Linked DNA regions of Homo sapiens: region 2 is linked to region 1. A link is an interaction called in ENCODE POLR2A ChIA-PET data of the cell type or tissue named here. Cell type or tissue: OCI-LY7. All regions are shown on one strand.

The links. ChIA-PET counts read pairs that join two places held together with the same protein. Peaks named below come from ENCODE experiments on the same cell type or tissue, not always from the same donor. Only the 100,000 strongest peaks of a DNase experiment are listed, where the experiment ranks them.
Region 2: POLR2A ChIA-PET joins it to region 1 with 6 read pairs; 3 of 35 experiments call an interaction of 5 or more read pairs at or near these places.

Annotation. Positions count from the first base shown.
Region 1 is chr1:218,215,796-218,218,295 of GRCh38, forward strand. No RefSeq gene overlaps it. Among named protein-coding and RNA genes, the nearest start is that of RRP15, 68 kb to the right of the region's middle. In OCI-LY7, no CTCF peak of the experiment used is centred here; a DNase peak (open chromatin) is centred at 1,436; H3K4me3 peaks cover 1,269 bases; H3K27ac peaks cover 2,500 bases.
Region 2 is chr1:218,291,447-218,293,946 of GRCh38, forward strand. The region is part of intron 1 of RRP15 (ribosomal RNA processing 15 homolog); the gene reads left to right. Among named protein-coding and RNA genes, the nearest start is that of RRP15, 7.4 kb to the left of the region's middle. In OCI-LY7, no CTCF peak of the experiment used is centred here; no DNase peak of the experiment used is centred here.

The DNA of each region.
Region 1 (2,500 bases):
TGACTCTCTCTCTCTCTCTCCCCTCCAACCCCATCTCTATTTCTTTCTTTATCTATCTCTCTCTATCTCTTTACCTACCTATCCATGTTGGTAGGTTGTGTATTATACAAAAGTAACATCTAACCAGTTAAAAGAGAAGTAATTCTTTGACTGTGGGTCAGGTGTTCTGATTTTCATTATCTAGCTTTAATTTTAATAAAATAGCTCACCTTCAAGAAATGTCCCAAAACTTCTAGCTAACAGCAGGTTTATTTTTATACTTGCTCAATACAATATAATTTATAGGCAAAATATATTCCTCTAATCTCAGTCACTTCCCAATTTAAATGTAGATGCAACTTACAAAATATTTGCTAAAATTTTGTTGTGACCACACAAAAAAAAATTCTGTAGTTTGCTTCTCTGTTTTTGCTTTGTCCAAATGACTTCATATGTTGAATTCAAATTCTCAGCCCAGAGATTAATATTTTAAAAAAATGCCTACATATATTCATATTTATCTAACAGAACATTTTTGAGGACCTATTATATACTAGGCACATTACTAGTTCCTAAGGATAAACAAAGGTTTTGAAAATATCTCCAATCTCTAGAAGCCTACAGTGCATGGAGGCTGATAATGTTCACATTCAGTGAAATAACATCCAAGAATGCTGAATCCAATGTTTGCTACATAGAAGGCACTCAACTAATATTAGAATAAATAATCAGTATGTGATATGGTAATTACTATTTTACTGGTTTATTCAGAAACCTCATTCAACATCCTCTTTGCATCTGAAATTATTTTATACAACACAAAATTACAAATATATTAACCAAATACATTTTTATTTACAAAACTAACATCTCTAAAGTCCACAAGCATCTAACACATATCCAGAACAGATATGAGGAGGGAGGACAATTAATGTTATATTAAATAAAAGAAAACTGATACATAGAAGCAAATTCAAAATCTAAATCACTGCCATTATTTTAGCTATTTTGTTTTTGTCCTAGTGCTAATGTCACCGAATAATTTTAAATGGCTTTAAAGTAGCATGTTTGTTGTTTTGCCACAGATTAGGGAAATCATGGTTTACTGGCCAACTCACTGACCTTCCAAAATCCTGAGTTAAAATCCTCTTAGCACAAGTTGTTTTAATGTGAACTTAATACAGAAACTCAGAACCTGAGAAAGGAGATCTGAAAGGCACCTTTCTGAAAAACAATTGATTTGCTTCATTTCATTGAAATGGCTAATGCTTTGATGGTTCATATTTACAATGGCTTGTCCTGCTTTTCAATGGAGTTGATATGTTGGAGTCTTTAACACCATAAACTTGATCAGAACTTCCTCAGTAATAAACAGACGGGTTTAAGGGGTGTGCCCCTCCTCACCAGGCCTCCGGAGCCCATTTGCGTACCAATTTGTAGCTAAAGACATCGAGAATGGTGTTCTTCATGCTCAACTGCCCCAGGTAGTTGAAAATAGTTCTGGGAAGCTCAATATGCAAACTGGTTAGGAGCCTGAAAGGCTTCAAAGAGAAGAAAATTTGACCTTCCTTAGTAAAAGGCTATTGCTCAGTTAAATTCACTTTTAGGTAGGGAATTTCCATAGCATTTATAAAACACATGAAGAATGTCATTTTCCTTTAATTGACTTCCTAAACAACCCAGAAAACTAAAAGCTGGAATTCTAGTTTGTACGTTTTTTCTAAATGCCAAAGACGTGTCAAATTTTGTATCTTACTTCCTGGGTCAAAATGTGTCAAAATTTACTCTTATGGTGAATCCCATGGTTGAAATGCGTGCCTGTTAAAGAGCCAGGGACATCAAGGGACACATACCTCTCCTGTACATTAATGCATATAACACTGAGGCTGAAACTTCAGCAGCTATGGGTTTGGTTTTTGTTTGTTTGTTTGTTTGTTTGTTCTTCCTTTTCAACTCCACTCTTTTGGAGTTGTTCTGGGTAAGTGTATTTTCTTTCTTTACTTTTGAACAGCAGATCTGATTTACTTGGGGTCACTTTGGAATAAAGCTAGTTGAATTATTGAATTAATACAAAATGCTAATTCACTATGCTCCTCACCTTTTTTTTTTTTTTTTGTAATACCAGGTTTTTGTTGAACAGGTATATCCTATACAAGGCTCAGCTCTCACGCAGTTTATTTTCCTATCAGTTTGCAAAGGAATTTTGCCATGGCAGCATTTGGGTCTGTTATAGTAAGTTCAGGGTTAACCTAACCGAGTCACTAACAAAAATTCCTACCAATACCCTAAAAAGTAAAATAAGTCCACAGGGGTCATACCTCAGTATCCAGGGATAGAAAAAGTATCCTCTGCCGGTCTGCAGAAAATCCTTGACAACTAATACCATCCCAACCCCTCCACACTCCTGCCTACAAAGATTTACCTTAACTCCTTATGGAAAACCTCAGGCCAAAAATTAAGGCACATTTTTCTGCCTTATTGTGAATTCTTACTCAATTTCTCACCTAGATTTCAACAAAAT
Region 2 (2,500 bases), 76 kb after region 1:
AAATGAATAAATAAATTTTAAAAACAAAACTCTGAGATTAAAGAAAAAGGAAAAAAAAAAGAAAGAAATCATTGAATTTTCCTTTTTTTTTTTTTTTTTTTTTTGAGATGGAGTCTCGTTCTGTTGCCAGGCTGGAGTACAGTGGTGCTATCTCGGTTCACCACAACCTCCGCCTCCCAGGTTCAAGCAATTCTTCTGCCTCAGCCTTCCGAGTAGCTGGTACTACAGGCACGTGCCACCACGCCCGGCTAATTTTTGTATTTTTAGTAGAGACGGGGTTTCAACATGTTGGCCAGGATAGTCTGGATCTCTTGACCTCATGATACACCCACCTTGGTCTCCCAAAGTGTTGGGATTACAGGCGTGAGCCACCGCGGCTGGCCCCCCACTCCCCACCCCCTTTTTTTTTAAGACAAAGTCTTGGTCTGTTGCCTAGGCTGGAGTGCAGTGGCATAATCAGAGCTCTCTGCAGTCTTAACCTCCCAGGCTCAAGCAGTTCTCCCACTTCAGCCTCCAAAGTAGCTAGGACCACAAGTGCGTGCCATCATGTCCAGCTAATTTTTCATTTTTTGTAAAGATGGGTCTCACTCTGTTGCCCAGGCTGTTCCCAAACTCCTGGGGTCAAGTGATCCTCCTGCCTCGGCCTCCCGAAGTGTTGGGATTACAGGCATGAGCCACTGCACCCAGCCTTCAATTTTTCAAACAACAAACTTTAATGCAAACTCATAGCACCATACATTTTGGGCATACTGTACTGTTAGAGGAAGTGGATAATAATAGTTATATTTAATATACTTTGTTGATTCATTAACATTTGAACTCATGGATGGCCAATAACGTGCCTGAAAAAAGCTTATTCAACACATATTTTCTCTGAGAGGCACATTGCATCCTTGTGCTTAGGGACACTGCACAACCCGTCAGCATTATGCTTGTGGGCCATTTTAAACATTGCTGTAGCCAAGAAAAAGCACAGAAATGGAAAAAATGTGGCACTAAATAGCTGTAGGAAGAACACCAGTTTACAATGAGAAAGTTAAAACAAGGCAGAGTGTCTCCTTCAGCCTCAGCTAGGAGTGTGCATGTAGGGAGACTCCAACCCTTCACTGCTCTAAGCATGTCTGTGAATGACTGCAAAAGTGCCATGAGTATTGATTTGGGGTTACGAATACATTTTACTGAGTTAGTGAATTCTCAAATACAGAATCCACAAATAACAGTGATTGACTGACTGAATCTCCTTGTAAACTGGCAACAGTCTGCATACCCAACCTGTGTGATCTGACCACTGCTTGCCTCTCAGGCTCACATCTTGTCATTCCCTAGACGACTAGGGTCATAGCATTCTGAACTAGTTTCTGGAATACAGTCTGCTCTCTGTCTTTCTAGTCGTGCTTATGGTACTCTATTGGCATACTCTTTTTATTCTTTACTTTCTCTTAACCAGCTTTTCTCTATCCTTTAGGTTTCAACTTAAATGTCTCCTCCACTTTGTCTTTTACAAATTTTCCTATCTCTGCAATATAGATAAATAATAAAGGATCATATATTTTACTTATTATTTTAAAACTTTTTTTTCTTATTTTTTTTTTTTTGAGACAGGGTCTTGGTATGTTGCCCATGCTGGTGTGCAGTGTGGCATGATCATAGCTCACTGTAACCTCCAATTCCCATGCTCAAGCAATCCTCCTGCCTCAGCCTTTTAATAATTGGGACCATAGGTGCACACCACCATGCCTGGTTAAAGAGTCCTTTATTTAATACAGTTAGTAATATAGGTCTGTTGGTTAAAGATGGGACAATTCTTCTTTGGCTTAACTCAGAATTTGCTATTTAATATAAGAAATTGCTGTTTTCCGCTCATGAAATTAAGTATTTCTGTAAAGGTGACCCATGGAGGTGGATTTTCTAGTCAGGTAGTTGTATACATGTGGTCTTGGTTAAACTATTAAGTTATCAAAAACTTTTATATGATAGTACTGAGAAACTATAAAGGCAGAGTCTTCAGACCTATGAGGAATCAGTGTGTAAATTACAGATATATTTAAAGAGTACTGACTTGTTTTATCAGGAAACTGAATCAGGCACTTATCTTTGAATTTTAACTGGATTATAAAAATTGATAGGGATGTGCCCTATATCGACATTTGAAAAACTTCCTTTAGTAAGACGCTACTTGAGTTTCATAGAAAACCCAGATATAACCCATATGTTGTTTGAATTTTATTTTTCTGGCTTTAATTTCTTTTCACATATTGTATAAGAAAAGTAGAAGAGTGTGCTTTCATGAGAACAAAACTCAAAACTCAAGTATTGTTTGTTAGACTGCAGAAGTTTCCTAAGTTCCATGGGGACAGAGACCTTGTTACTGTGAGGACAGCTATATCTCAGTTTGACATAGAGCCTGATTCATGGTGTAGTACTTGATATCCATTTATTCACTGAATAAATTGGAAATTTCTCTTAACATGATTTTTTTAATACTCTTTTCTCATATACT